2 separate regions of the Homo sapiens genome follow, and region 1 is linked to region 2. A link is a loop called in an ENCODE intact Hi-C map of the cell type or tissue named here. Cell type or tissue: gastrocnemius medialis. All regions are shown on one strand.

Region 1 (8,000 bases), 420 kb after region 2:
ATGGGCATTTCTCACTTTTTTTTTTGCTAATGACGTTACTTGCTGTTTATGTTTATTTTAGACTATGGAAATGATGTTAGACAAAAAGCAAATTTGAGTGATTTTCTTATTTGAGTTCAAAACGGGTCATAAAGCAGTGGAGAAAACTGGAAACATCAGCAATGCTTTTGGCCCAGGAACTGCCAAGGAATGTACAGAGCAGTGGTGGTTCAAGAAGTTTTGCCAAGGAGACGAGGGCCTTGCAGATGAGGAGCGGAGTGGCCGGCCATTGGAAGCTGACAATGACCAATTGAGAGCAATCATGCTTTAAAATTGGTGAGGATGTAAAGTCATGAAGAGGGAATTGGTTTAGGGGCAACACACCTCTGAGAGTGCCCTCCAGAGTTGTGTGACACAGTGGCCCAGAGAGAGTGTAGAATCTCCAGGGCTATCCAAAACACTAAATTCTTTGGTACTTATTCATTGAATCAATGGAGAGACTTTAGGGATGGCATTTGGTACAGATCTGTAAGTAATGTATGAACATCCTTGGTCTCTAATAGCAGTAACGACAATTTTAATCATCATAATTATTTAGCCTGTACCTGCTCTGTGCACAGATCCTGTGCCATGTGCCCTGTCACACTTAACCGTTACAAGAGCCTGTGAATTACAGATGATATTCCTATTTTATAGACCAGGAAACTAAAGCTCGGAGAGAGTCAGAATCTCTGATCTTACGCAGTGTCTTGGTCTGCTCCGGCTGCCATAACAAAGTATCACAGACCGAGTGGCTTCAACAACAGGCACTGATCAGGCACTGATTGCCTAATAGTCTTGGAGGCTAGAAGTCCAGGGTCACCTGTTGAAAGGAGGACTGGTTTCCCCTGAGGCCTCTCACCTTGGCTGGTAGGTGGCCGTCTGTGTGTATCCCAGGTGTGTCTCTGTGTGTCCAATTTTCCTCTTATAAGGACACCAGTCAGATTGGATTAGGGCCTACCCTAAAGACCTCATTTTAACTTAATCACATCTTTAAAGGCCTTTTCTCTAAATATAGTCACATGCTGAGTTACTTGGGGTTAGAGCTTCAACATATAAATTGGGAGGGGTGGGGTTCAGGGATACAATTCAGTCCCTTTCAGACAGCAAGTAGGATGAACTAAGGAGAAAAATGGGACTAAGGCGGTCATTAAGTCTCATTAGATCCCCTCTCAGAAGCCAGGCCTGGGGCAGGGGAGGTTTAAAGGTAAGAGCACCCACATGAGGCCAGGAGGACAGAGCATGTCTCTCTCCTTCCTGCACCCCTTCCTTCCATCCCATACTAACTAATCAGTCTTCCCTATAGGTCAAAAGTATTGAATGGTTCAGTTAATTTCCTTCAGCCTAGAACCTAAACTCCAGAGTTATAATGAGAGACCCGTTCGCGCCCACTGTGCACCAGGGCCAGATCGGAGCTGATGGGGAACCATGCCAAACACAACACCATTCCTTAGCGCATAGTTGAGGTGGAGCATGTGGAATGGGCCTGAGGTTCCTTGAATTCTTTTCGAGGCTGAGATCTATGCAGCCCTACGCCCCCAAAGCCCTCTCTCTGCATTCAATTTGTAGCAAAGTAAACAATTTGTAGCCAGTAAACAGGGAGTCCATTGTGACAATGTTCTGGGGACTGGGCTTCAAAGAGGCCTTTTGTTCTAAGTGATATTTAAAAATTCTTCATTAGCTATAAAAAGTTGTTTTAAAAACTCTTTCCCAGACACCCAAATGCCTCTCATATGAAAAAAAAAAAAAAAAAAAAACCCACAAAGCTTATGAATAACAAGGAATGGTCATTTGTGGCCCAGACTTCTAGTCTGGTCAAGTCAACAGGGTGTGCGAGGCTCAAAGAGAGAAGCTGCAGGCGAGGGAGCTGAGCCTCCTGCTGTGACAGGACTGAGGCGCTGCTGGGGACAGGAGTAAGACCATGAGCAAAACGAAACTGTCTGCAGTGTCGAGCCCTGTGATACGTGCACTATTGCTTGGGGACAACTTAAAGAAGGCAGGGCCACTGGCTCCCACTGTGGCAGGGGGCATCCTTCATCCAGGTTAGTTATCTAAACTGCAGTGTGAATGTTGCCCCCGCAGGGGAGTACACTGAGGTAAACCTGAGCCAGGCACAGCAAAAAGCTCTAGAAGAAGAAAGCAGGGAGCACCTGAGCTAAGGAGACTGGGCATGTCTCGTGGAGGGGTTAGGACTCGAATGGATGCTTGAGGAATTTGGGCAGGGAAGTCTATTTTTCCCGTGGCTTCCCTAGGGACATGGAGAACCCCCAGCATCTATACTACCAAACCGCCTATATGACCCCAAAATGCTCCCAAGGGCACCATGAATGCAACTGTTTTTAAACAATGGCCTGTCCCCTAGGGCCCATCCTATCTCCAAGGCTGGCCTCTCTGGAAAGCAATATCGCTTGGGGCCTGAGAAGCAGGCTAGCTATGGAATCTCCACATCTCCAAGAACGTGCCCAGTTACTTCTCAGGAGCTCATAGGAAGCTTCTGCTGCCCTGCTGCCCATGGACTGGTCAAGAAACAGGAAGGTGCATTCTCTGAACACCCAATTTTGCAAAGATTATGGTCTAGTCATTTCCCTAATTGTCTCTTTCAGCTATAACGTCTTCACATCCTTTTTTTTTTTTTTTTTTTTCCTGAGACAGGGTCTTGCTCTGTCACCCAGGCTGGAGTGCAGTGGTACAATCATACATAGCTCACCGTAGCCTCAAACTCCTAGGTTCATGCGATCCTCCAGCCTCAGCCTCCCAAGTAGCTGAGACTACAGGCACACACCACAATGCCCAGCTAATTTTTAAATTTTTTGTAGAGGTGGGGTCTTGCTATATTGTCTGGGCTGGTCTCGAACTCCTGGCCTCAAGCAATCCTCCCTCCTCAGCCTCCCAAAGTGGTAGGATTACAGGTATGAGCCACTGCACCTGGTCCACATCCTATTCTTACTGAGGTGTTTGAGACCAAAATGCATTCTGAGAATTCTTAGATAAATTTCACTCTTTATGTACCAACGGAGGAACACTGCAGTCACCTAAGTCATGCCCCTCCTTATGCCAGTGAGGAAACTGAGGCCAAGACAAGGAGCCCAATGCCCAAGGCACCCCCAACAAGTTAGGGGTAGAGCTGAGCGACTCTCCCAGCACCCTCCTCCAAAGCATTGTTGGACACAGCGTGATTCTTGCCTCCTGCTCCTAGCTCATTCTTTAGTTTTCACAGTGAAAATTCCAACCCTTTATCTGATGGCATTTACTCCCATTATAATAGAAATATATTAACATTTGACCTGTGATCAGATCATTTCCTAGGAACAGGGTTTGGCAGGAGAGAAGGGAAGACCCTAAACTGTTCTTGTTGGTGCATGTGTGTATGTGCGTTTGTGTGTGGGGTTGTGTGTGTGTGAGACAGACCAGAAGGAAGATGGGCAAGAGTTAGGAGAAGGACAGAGAAAGGCAGAGACAAGTTTGCCCACTGCACAATATTGCCTCCATCTGGCCTGGCTTGGATGATCTGAAAGACTCTGATATTATCCAGAAGACCGGGGGTGCTGACCAAAGACTTCTCCAGGCACTCAGAAGTTGTCCTTCCAAGCATATTCCTTGGCTCTCCGAGAACCACAAGTAATTGATGACACCTCCCACCCCAGCCCCCGCCTTCTCCACATCCTATTCTTTCCAGCTTCTGGGCAGATAGATGTGCTTGTTTGTAGACTCATTCATTCCAGGCTTTGCAGTAATCTCAGACTTGACAAACACAGCATGGTCGCATTCATCATGGTCACCTGGTCCTCATTAGGGCCATCAGGGGAGGCCGGTGCCTGGCTTTGTGATGAGTGGTTCCTCCTCCACGTGGGCTCCAAAGTGCCCAGCAGCCTTTTGTTGTTTGCATGAAGGCCTTGGGTGACTCTGCCAGGCTCGGCTCAACATTTTCCACATGACTGATGGCATTCAAAACTTTGCAATGCCAATAGGCAAATGTCTTGACTGGCTTTGTTTCTTGTTGGTTCAGGTGGAATAATAAGGCTGATTCTGCCAGAAATGTCAGTGTGAAGCTGGGAGGTTGGTGTTTGTTCATAAGGACACAGGAAAGCAGATAGCTAAGTGACCGGGTGCCCCGGGGCCTGGGTGCCCAGTGCCAGTGGTCAGAAAGGTTGCTTTGGTGTTTTTCATTGTTAGTGAGACAGAGATGGTGTGCCTTAGGGGTAGGATGGGCCAACAAAAGGGGTCTTCCTGGGGGTTTTGCAAATGCCTTATGCTCACTGGCCAGGCTGTTGTGTTTTTGTTTGTTTGTTTGTTTTCATTTTTTTTTTGAGACAGAGTCTCGCTTTGTTGCCCAGGCTAGAGTGCAATGGTGCCATCTTGGTTCACTGCAACCTCCGCCTTCTGGGTTCAAGCGATTCTCCTGCCTCAGCCTCCCAAGTAGCTAGGACTACAGGAACATACCACCATGCCCAGCTAATTTTTGTATTTTTAGTACAGATAGGGTTTCACCATGTTGGCCAGGCTGGTCTTGAACTCCTGACCTCAAGTGATCCACCCACCTCGGCCTCCCAAAGTCCTGAGATTACAGGCGTGAGCCACCAAGCCTGGCACAGGCTGTTGTTAAATTCTGCTTCATGCAGTCTCTCAAAGCCACGTGGGGCCTGGGGGGTGGGGTGGAGGGTGCTCTGGGACTTGTCTTTCATTTCTGCAGCTGTGAGAACGGCTTGGCCTCAGCCACAGCCTTTTCTCCCATTTTTCTCTTGCTTCATTGGGACATTTCCGGAACCAAATATATTCAACTAGTCCTCAGCATCAGGAGGTAATCAAATATCTGAATGCTGGTCCTTCCATTGTCTGATGACCAGATCCAGCTGAAACATCCAATTTTGTAAAATATTCTGCTCTGGCATTTCCATAATTATCTCCTTCAACTGTAACGTGTTCACATCCTGTTCTAACTGAGGTGTTTGGGACTTACATGCTTTCTGATAATGATGATAAATTCCACCCTTTGTGCGCTAGAGTCATCAGGTGAAATTGCTTTCGCTAGGGTGTTTTGTTCTACTGTACTTTGACATGGATTCCGAAGTCTGCGTCATACAGAAGACAGGCGATTGTAATTATTATTTTGAAATGGACACATTGCTGAGCTCCTGGAAATGAGCCTAAAGATAAACATGAGGACTCAGGGGCCTTGAAATCCATACCAGGCAGCTTCCTGATTCTTGCAGGCCCGTTTGGTCACTGCCAGACTAAACAGAAAGCTGCCCCTCCCCTCCCTGGGCTGGCACTTTGGGGCTTTTGTTAGTTGGGCAGGAGTGCAAATCCTTGAAGATACTCTCCGTGGAAAGCCTGCGTCTTTACATCCTCTGCCTGAGACCTTGGCCAGTGCTGGCAACGTGGCCTCGAGCTGCCCTGGGGTTCCTTGACATTTCCTCATTTGGGACTCTGGGGCCTTTGCTCCAGCTTAGCTGTGTATCTCAGGGGTCAGGAAGGAGAGGTGGCCTATGGTCTTGTTTTTCAGCCTCTGGAATTGGGAAGAAGCTTTGGAGTTAGGAAGAGTCCCAAGCCACAGGCCCCGGCCAGTTTCTGACCAGAGAGGTGGAGGGGCAATCGCGGAGGTGGGCTTTGAAGTGGTGAGGGGGCCTGGGGGCAGATGGCAAGCAAGCAGGGAGTGTGTTTGTTACCCTGTGCTAAAGGTGTATCCGATAGGTGTATCCGATGTCACTCAGTCACTGAGCACCCAGGAAGGATACCATCATGTCCAGCCAAGCACCTGCAGACACATAGATTCATTGGCTCTCAGCCACATATGGTGATGGGAAACTCTACCTTGTCCCATGTGGTGGCATTTCAGTGTCTACTGAGCATCACTTGCAACCCTCCCGGGCTGTTCCCTGGCAGGTCCTGGCACTGCAGGTCAGTGTCTGGGGCAGCAGCTCTTTCCATGGGGTTGCCTCCCTTCTCCTGCCTGCCACGTCTCCTGCTGGCTTCTCTTACAGCTTTCTCTACCTCCAACTCTCTTCCCTTTCTAGAAAGACACCAGAGAAGAAGGGAGGAAACCCTCCCATCCAGGGAGTTCCCTCTTTTCACTCCTCTTTCTTTGGTTCTTAACCTCAAGCACTCCCTTGTCCCACCTGGGCAACCCTGCTTCAAGGTAGCTTGCCTTAGGGGCCTGTTTTCCCTTGTCTTTGGAAAGCAAGCCCCAGAGGTGAGTCAGCATACAAATATAGAACACGTTCCTCGGAATAAAGAAATCCCCACTTACAGTGTGGCTGGCGAGGGTGTGGGGCACAGATGTGAGGAGGGTGGGCACACGGAGAGGGGAAGGGACGTGGGTTGGGTCGGGGGAGGCCAAGTGACCCCACCATGTTGCAGAAGAACCTCAGCTGGGTCACAGGAAGTGGCATGCGGGAGTCACCATGGAAGCCACAGTTTAAAATGTCAGGCCACCTTCCTCACAGCTGAGGAGGGGGCAGATAGGCTGATGGGGGAAAAGTGCATGAATTTTTCTGGTTCCATCAATGCCTCTGAGAATCAGCAAAGAGCAAAAAGAGCAAAGCCCAGAGACGTGACCTGGTTGAGGACCCTACGCTCCTTGAAGGCAGGAATCAAGCCTTGTTCATGTTTGCATTTCAACACCAAGCGCAGCTCCAGGCTCCAAGTCGAGGCCCAGGAAGCGCTGGCTGTCCTGAAGGTGCTCAGTCTGAAGGTGTCGGGCCCAGGTGTAGGAAGCAGAGCCAGAGGACCAGGATGGGAAGGCACTGGGCCCGCGGTGGTGAGTTTCTGTAGATGCTGGGCTAAGAGGGCTATTGGCAGAAGAAAATCATGGAAAGGCATTTTGATGACATTTCTTCTTAAAAAATTTTAAAATAATGAGCACTCATTTTCACAGTACTCATCAGAACAACACAAAGATGCAATCAGAACAAGCTGTACTTCCCTCCCGACCCTTCGCTCTCCCTCACCCAGGTAAACAATTTTCTTTCTCCTTAGAATTCTGAGATTTCACCAAGTTATGTCTAGGTGTGTGTCATTTAAAAAATAACCCTGTCTGGGACTTGGGCCTTTCAATATGCAATCTAAAGTCTTCTGGCAGGTCAGGGAAATTTTCGTCTGTTATTTTTTAAATAGCACTTCTCTTCCATCTGTTCTCTCTTTCTTTCTCTCTTTCCTTCTGGAACGTTTGCTATTTGTATGTCATGCCTCTCGTTTTGTCCTTTAAGTCTCTTACCATTCCCTCCTGGGTTCCACCTCTTTGTGTTTTTATGTCGTGAACTCCTTCCTCTACTTGATCCTCTAAACCTCAAATTCACTGCCCAACAGTGATCCTCCTCTTTTCAGTCCATTTTCTGAGTTTTTTAAAATTTAAAAAAAAAAAGAAGAAGGTTTTCTTTTAGCTCCAAGTCTTTTTCTCAGACTTAAATGGTATCTTCTTGAGCATTCTTTTTTACTTGTTTTTCAAGCCTCTTTTCCCTCCATGGGGGGGCTCCCTGGGATGCAGATTTGGTCCCTCTCCCCCTCATCACACAGATCTCTGCATGCCTGCGATTTTGCAGGCCACAGACAGGCAGTTGAGGGCATGAATGTTCATCGAGCAGTGGACGGCACAGATGTTTCTGCTTTTCAGAGCCAGCAGCAACAAACCAAGTGAGCAGCCACTTCTCTGCAGATCAGAGCGGGGCATCTTCTCTGCTTTGTGCTCTTCCTGGGATTAAAGTCCAGTTCTTGAATATGGAGGGATAGGGAATTATGAGCAAAGGTGGGAGAATTAGCTTCAAAGAGCTAGGGAGGGGAATATACCTTCTCGTGAGCCTGCAGTACTGGCAGGTGGGGTTGCAAATGTAGACCCTGTACATTTCGGCAGTAAGTTGGGGGATTTCATGGTCAATGATAGAGATGGGCTCAAGGCAGCCATTTGAATGTTTCCTCTAATTCAGAGAGAAATTGCCCCTGAGGTATTGCCTTCAACCTCCCATGGCTTTCACCTATCCCCGGCAACC
Region 2 (8,000 bases):
AAAACCTGAGGAAAAGGTTTCATGAAAACAAATTCTCAGTAAAACCAAATCACAATATATTCTAAACACCTAGCCCATAAGCATAGGTTTTTTTTTTTTTTTTTTTTTTTTGAGACGGAGTCTCGTACCGTCCGGGGCTGGAGTGCAATGGCGCGATCTCGGCTCACTGCAACCTCGGCTTCCCAGGTTCAAGCAATTCTGCCTCAGCCTCCGGAGTAGCTGGGATTACAGGTGTTCACTACCACGTCCCGCTAATTTTTTGTATTTTTTAGTAGAGATGGGGTTTCACTATGTCAGCTAGGCTGGTCTTGAACTCATGACCTCCTGATCTGCCTGCCTCAGCCTCCCAAAGTACTGGGATTACAGGCGTGAGCACTGTGCCCAGTTATAAGCATAGATTTTTAAAGGTAGCTTTTAAATTCTCTTCTGAAATAGCAATTTTCCTAAATTACCATCCATTTTAATCTTATATTTCTACCTTTTCTTAGCCCCTAATCTTGGTTCCTAATATTAATATCCTTATATGTATCTGTTTGTTCTTTTTATATGTCTTATAATAAAAACCCAATATTATTACTAAAAATGTGTTTACAGACAATGGCTTTTTCCCAGTTTTTTCTTGTAGGATACACCTCATTAGGAATGCACAAACAACCAAAGGAAAAAATATACAAACAGGAACTTCATATGTAATGAATAGGAAAGCTACTTACTGCTACTCTCAACAACTCCTTTTCTACTTGCTCCAGCTTATTCTGTTTTGATGCAGCAGAATAAAGAGCTGTGGCATAGCGACCTTCAATACCGTATACCTGAACAGGAGGCTTTAAAAAAAAGGTGAAATAGGAGAGGAAAGAAAAAGGAAAATCAGTTAATAGTATACTCTCAAGAGCAGAATTTAAAATTTATATTTTAAAAAATGTATCTCTTTAACACAAAACAGTTTAAATATGTCATTCAAGAGCTGTCCTAAATGGCAATTTGCAAATAAATTAGCGATGTTTCCTTGGTCAGGTCACTCAATCTTTGAGCCTCCAATTCCTCATCTGTAAAATGAGGGGCTTAGTAGGCATTGTCTAAAGTCCCTTCCAGGTTTACATACCTTTATCAATTACTTGTACTTTAATTTTGAGATAAGCTTATGTTTCCTTTGAACTCAGTAACTATTTAGTTTCAAGTATGGGAGGTTGTGAACACTGATAGACAGTTTCGAGTATGTTAGAGCTAGGAAAACAGGTGTTTATGAAACACACAAGTATACTTTTATACATTTCATACTAACACTACACATTTTCCCTTACATAGCCTCCCTATCGATGTTCAGTGTAACAGAGCCCTTTGGCAGTTTACAAAAAAACCTGATGCTTGAATTATTTTTCACAATAAACTATAGACTTTTTTTCTACCATCAATGTATGACTACATGTTCTTAGTGGTGCTGTATGGTTGTAGTGGGAAAGCTCAGGCTTGGATGAGAAAGATTTAGTTCCAGTCCAGCTCTAGGACTAAGCTGAGTAACCTCAGGTAAATTTTCCCAGGGCCTCAGTTTCCCCTTTTGTAAAATGGGAAGACCAGTTACTCCTTAACACTGTTATGAAGTTTTAAGGTCTCACATGAAGGACGAAATGATTTTGATCATTTGATTTGAGATTTAGGGCTGGTAATGAGGACGGGACAGGATAATTATCTTCCTAAATTCCACCTGACGTGGGCTCATTAAGGACACAGACCTGGTATGATCATCTTTCCTTTACACGATTTTTCCAAGGGGCGGACTGGCTCACTGTTGATTTGGTGGGGAAAAGCGTGGGTAGTATAGTCTGCCCAGCACATCTTAGAAAAGTTCCTGCTCCTTGACAGTTGAACCAATTCTCTATCACACAGGAACTTTCTTTAATCAAATAAAGAATTTCAAAATAACCCATAGAAATGGAATCAGACTTCATGTTCCAACAGGGTTGTTTCCAGCTGTTAGCCATGTATCATTTCAGGGGGCCTTCTGGGGAACTTCATTTATTATGTGTCACTAATAGTCCTCTTTATCCGGGGTCAACTGGATTACTTCTGGTTTGAAAAGAAAGGGACTGGCAACTCCCTGAAATAGTGAGCCTCCTTGGTGCCTACTGGAAAGAAAGGGTGTGAAGAGTATGAATATTTCTCACCAGAATGGAACATGGAGAACTGCATTAGAAACCCAGGTACCTTGATATTTTTTTTTTTTCGAGACAGAGTCTTGGTCTATTGCCCAGGCTGGAGTGCAGTGGCATGATCTCTGCTCACTACAACCTCCGCCTCCCGGGCTCAAGCAATTCTCCTACCTCAGCCTCCCGAGTGGCTGGGATTATAGGCATGCGCCACTATGCCTGGCTAATCTTTGTATGCTTAGTAGAGATGGGGTTTCATCATGTCGGCCAGGCTGGTCTCAAACTCCTGACCTCGTGATCTGCCCACCTCGGCCTCCCAAAGTGCTGGGACTACAGGCGTGAGCCACCGCGCCCAGCCCGGTACCTTGATTTTAATATCGTCTCCTGTAATAACTTCCTGTGATAACTTGGGCATGTCACTTTGTTAAACCTGTTTCTTTCATTAAAAAAAAAAAGTAAGTAAATGCTAGCTTGCCTATTTTAGAGGGTTAATGGAAAAACAAATGATTAAAAAGTTTTCATATTTAAAGATTATGCATGGGCCTGTCAAAAAGCAAATACTCAACACCATTCCTTTCCCCACCCTATGCACACAGCACATTTTGGGAACCACAAGTCACGCAAAAAGGTTTAGATAGTAACTACACAAAAATCCACGCCCTGACTGTACTGCTGTTTGACTCACACTTTCGCGTACTTTATCATTACAGAAGAATATAAATTAACATACCCTCACAAGCTTGGCAAATGGTCTGACCACAGAGGTACTGAAGCATCGCACCTTCAAAGCAATAAAGGAAAATAGATCAAACAAAATTACTTGAAGGATTTCTGCATTTAACTCAATAACAACAAAAAATTTTAAATAACCTTAAAATCATTACTTTTGTCTCTTTGTATATTCACATATTACATGAGGGTGAGCTACTTACTATTACTAAGGGGTAAACTTACCCAATGAGGATTATGCCAAGTTGCTTGGGAAATCACCTTCCCACGAACCTCCTAGTTTGCTAGGAATGGACCGAGGCTAGCATACCCGTAAGACAGAAAAACACTAACTTCCAAGGAGTGCATGTTTCAAAAATATTTAACCAAAATTTTGGCGTTTCTATTAACAGACCCTTGAGCAGATCATTTGCAACAGACGTACCCTCCTCGGAATGCAAATGCTATCTGAAAATAAAGATGAATTTTTTGAGTACTGCCGCAGAGTTTGATCTGACAAGAAGCCTTAGTTCTGAGAGACACTATCCTGCCCATCAAAAGACAGAGCTGGAATACACAGTTTAAAAATCACCTGCAAGCGCACAGGTCACAGATCACAGGTCACCTTCAAATACTCCAGCTATGGAACGTGTTTTATCAAAACTGCTTGTGAGGATTAAGACTTTTTAATGCTTATGAAAAAATTACCTAAGATGCCAGGAAGGGGTCATGATATGTAAAGCACCATGGTGAGATGCAGCACAAACAGCATAACATTTTTTCAAACTCGATCTTCTGGGTGATTCCGTGGGTTCAAATCTCAATTCTACCACTTACTGACTGAGCAGCCAAAGACTCATTTAAACTTTTCGGCCTCATTTTATTTATAAAACTGTGAAATGTGTTTTACAAATATTCCTTAGCATTACTAGTAAGTGATCTCTGACAGGTTTTACCACAATGGCAAAGGAAGCTGATTTGGGGGCTAGTCCATGCCCCTTCCCCGGAATTCAGCGAAGGGCAGACCCCCTCTCCTGCGCCCCTCAGGCTAGCAGCTTCCAGGGGCTGTGCTCGGAAGACGCCAAGGTTACGGCACGCGCAGCCCCGCGCCTACTGCCCCGTAGGCATCCCGGGGGACAAACGCTGGGTCGTCCTGAGTCGCTCCCACTCGCCAGGTCCCATAACCTTGAAGACTGCCAGACTTCCCCAGCCGAAGCATCGCACCCTGGTGCTCGAGGTTTGGTACCGGTCATCCCAGGAGGGATCCTCCCACTGGCTCTCAGGACCACCTTTCTCTCACCTGCCGGGAGAGCCCGGACACTGCTGGGGCAGCCATCTTCTCCCGGGCGGCTGTAGGTCAAACCCGAGTGGGAAGAGAGAAACGCGCAAGGGCGCACGCGCGCGTTGGCGTAACCGCTAGGTTCTCTGGGAAGTGTAGGCGTAGGGCGTCAGGCCGCAGGCGCAGAGACCTCCCTCGGGCTGGGAGTTGTAGTTCTTAGCAGTGGTAAGGGCTGGACCCTCGGGGTGGAGCCACAGGGCTTCGACTGCATCTGAAAATGAAGTCATTGTTACTGGCCAAGCGGCGCTCACTGTAGAATGGATTTGCTGTCCCCAGTTTTAAAATTTACATTTAGATAAATATGGTGGCATTTGTTCCATTTCACAGTTATTACCAGCGTCACTGGCTTCTTTACACTTCCTTCCCAGCATGCTAAAGCCTGCATCAATGGCTTTTTCTCACGTTGCATACAAAGACAAAACCAAAACAAAACAAAAAGCCCCCAGGAGCCTTGCAGCTCCAGGAGCGGACACCACGTCTCTCTTACCTGGGCCATGACTACCCATTGTTAAATAAAGAATTATTCAGTGATGCTTATTAAAGCATGATAAGGAAGACTTTATTCAGGACCATAGCGATGGGTATAGGACCAGTGCAACAGGGTCTGGGAGTGGGCAGAGAGATTGGGCTCAACTCCGAAAGCAGAATGGGCAAATGGGAATTTATGGCCAAGGAGCAGTGCGGGGGTCAGTGGATAGAAAATTACTTAGAGGAAACTGGGGTAAGAGGGATTCTGGCTAAAATGACCTAGAGGAATCTTGTAGAAGACAGGCCAGGGTGATCAGACATCACCTGGGGGATGGTGAAGGATGAAGACCCTGATCAGATATCAAAGATGATCGGTTGTCGAAGATTGGGGGTTCTGGCTAAACTGACTTAGCAGTTTTGCTAAAACTGGACTTTACAAGGAGGTGCATAGATAGGACTACGAGAAGGTTCAGAAGTCTCACTAAAGTTTGGCCAAGCAAAAGCAAAGAATCCCTGTGGCCCTCCATTCCCCTCCCCTCTCCCCCATCTCACCTGAGTATAGAACTGAGCTGTTGGTTTGTGAGGGCATATGGGATTCTGGTACCTAGATTCTTGATTCTGGCTAGGGCAGAGTGGCTATCTGAGCATCAGGCCTAAAATAGGAGAACCCGGGTTTGAGCAAATTTGATATTGAAACTGAGAACTGGGTACTAGCCTTGGATATAGTTTGTCTGCATCCATAAAAACAACCTATCTTCAACCCATTCTCTCTAAATAGAACTTGGTCGAATTTTCTCCTCTGTCAGAGAAGAGACTGGCTGGCAGAGCAAGGGTCAGTATTCCTGGTTGTAATAGTGGGGGTTCTGTAATCAACTTAAAAGAAAAATTCTCTGCTCAGATTTATTATAGAAACACGTTAATTCACTATTTTGCCCTTTTAGAGAGCAGTTTTCTCATTATTACAATTTTTATTTTTTGAGACAGAGTCTCGCTTTGTCACCCAGGCTGGAGTGCAGTGGCGTGATCTCAGCTCACTACAACCTCTGCCTCCTGAGTTCAAGCGGTTCTCCTGCCTCAGCCTCCCGAGTAGCTGGGACTGCAGGTGTACACAACCACACCCGGCTAATTTTTCTCTTTTTAGTAGAGATGGGGTTTTGCCATGTTGGCCAGGCTGGTCTTGAACTCCTGACCTCAAGCGATCCGCCTGCCTCAGCCTCCCAAAGCTTAGAGGTGTGAGCCACCACACCCAACCCCCTAAAAACTTTTTAAAACGTAGAGAAAGATAAAGAAAGTAATTGTCCTCTTTTCTTCCACTCGGAGGCAATTGTTGTAAATATTTTGGTGTCTTGTTTCTCAATATTTGTTTAGGCTGTGGCCTGAACTACCCTGGCCTGAATCCCAATCAGTTCCTTGGCCCAATTATATAACTTCTCTGTGCTTCAGTTTATTATCTATAAAATGGGTATTATAATAGTATCTGCCTATAGGTCATTAGAAGAAACAAAAAGGTATACATGTAAAGTGCTTAGAACAATTGCCTGAGAGAGTGGTGCTTATTAATTTAGTCTTTTTTTTTTTTTTTTGAGACAATGCCTTGCTCTGTCACCAGGCTGGAGTGCAGTTGTGTGATCACGACTCACTGCAACCTTGACCTCCTAGGCTCAAGCAATCCTTCCACCTTAGCCTCCCCAGTAGCTGGGCCTACAGACACATGCTACCAAGCCTGGCTAATACAACATTTTTTTTTATTTTAGAGATGAGGGTCTCACTATGTTGCTCAGACTTGTCTCCAACTCCTGGGCTCAAGCAGTCTTCCCACCTCAGCTTCCCAAGTAGCTGGGACTACAAGTGCACGCCACCACACCCGGTTATGTTAGCTCTTTATTTTGTTTGCTTTTATTATACATGCAGATTAACAATCTTTATACAGTTTGGTATTTTGCCATTTTCTTTAATGCAAGAAAGAAAAGGATGCAAAATTACATATGAGTTATGCATTCATGCTTATAATATAAGCATATTTCCAAATTATAAAAGTTTCTAAGTATCATTTTAATGGCTGCAGGGTAGTCCATCAAGTGAATATTCTGCAACTTAATTATTCTATGATTTTTGAACATAATTCAGATGATTTCCTTTTTTCTTTTTGCTATTTTAAACAATACTGAATCTTCTAAGCATATTTAGACATATATTTCTCTTCTTTCTTTTTTTTTTTTTTTGAGATGGAGTTTCGCTCTTGTTGTTCAAGCGACTCTCCTGCCTCAGCCTCCCAAGTAGCTGGGATTACAAGCATGTGACACCATTCCCAGATAATTTTTTTGTATTTTTAGTAGAGACAGGGTTTCACCATATTGGCCAGGTTGGTCTTGAACTCCTGACCTCAGGTGATCCACCCGCCTTGGCCTCCCAAAGTGCTGAGATTACAGGCATGAGCCACTGTGCCCAGCCTTCTTTTTTTTTTTTTAAAAAAAAAAGAAATGGTGTTGGCTCTTTTGCCCTGGAGTACAGTGGCTATTCACAGGCATGATTCCCACTAATGATCAGCATGGGAGTTTTATTTTATTTTTATATTTATTTATTTATTTATTTTTTGGGATGGAGTCTCGCTCTGTCTTTGAGGCTGGAGTGCAGTGGCCCAATCTTGACTCACTGCAACCTCTGCCTCCTGGTTTCAAGCTATTCTCCTATCTCAGCCTCTAGAGTAGCTGGGATTACAGGTGCATGCCACCACACCCAGCTAGTTTTTGTATTTTTAGTAGAGATGGGGTTTCGCCATATTGGCCAGGCTGGTCTTGAACTCCTGACCTCAGGTGATCTGCCCACCTTGGCCTCCCAAAGTGCTGGGATTACAGGCATGAGCTACCATGCCCGGCCTAAAAATGGTAGTTTGGACCTACTCTGTTTCTGACTTGGCTGGTTCACCTCTCCTTAGGCAACCTTGTGGTCCCCTGCTCCTGGGAGGTCACCATATTGATGCTTAATTTAGTGTGGACACCTGACCGGCATGGTGCACTACAGCTGAGAGCTCCTGGACTAAAGCAATCCTTCTACCTCAGCCTCCCAAGTAGTTGGGACTACAGGTGCACACCACCATGCCCAGTCATTTTTTTTTTTCATATTTAGGAAAATTTCCGAATAGATTTCCAGAATTTACACAACTTGGTGAGAGAATATGAGTACTCTAAGAGCCTCTGATGCATGAGGCCAAGCTGCTTTTCAAAATTTTAACCAATTTATACTTTCCGTAGCAGCACATGAAAACCCTTGTTTCACTCTACTCTGCAAACTTTCAGAGACTATTTTCAAATAAGCCTAATGAAAAGTATTCAACACATTAT

Evidence for each region. Peaks named below come from ENCODE experiments on the same cell type or tissue, not always from the same donor. Only the 100,000 strongest peaks of a DNase experiment are listed, where the experiment ranks them.
Region 1: it touches region 2 in a loop (2.5-fold over the local background); 62 of 110 quality-filtered maps call a loop at or near these places.

Annotation. Positions count from the first base shown.
Region 1 is chr21:34,331,749-34,339,748 of GRCh38, forward strand. No RefSeq gene overlaps it. Among named protein-coding and RNA genes, the nearest start is that of KCNE2, 28 kb to the right of the region's middle. RefSeq lists an enhancer at 2,829-6,740. In gastrocnemius medialis, no CTCF peak of the experiment used is centred here; no DNase peak of the experiment used is centred here; H3K27ac peaks cover 301 bases.
Region 2 is chr21:33,911,576-33,919,575 of GRCh38, forward strand. It overlaps ATP5PO (ATP synthase peripheral stalk subunit OSCP), which reads right to left and starts at 4,229. Exons shown (of 7, transcript NM_001697.3): 1 at 4,153-4,229; 2 at 2,875-2,925; 3 at 714-824. The coding sequence starts at 4,188. It also overlaps the pseudogene RN7SL740P. RefSeq lists enhancers at 2,087-3,286, 3,801-4,410. In gastrocnemius medialis, a CTCF peak has its summit at 4,171; a DNase peak (open chromatin) is centred at 4,296; H3K4me3 peaks cover 2,149 bases; H3K27ac peaks cover 3,108 bases.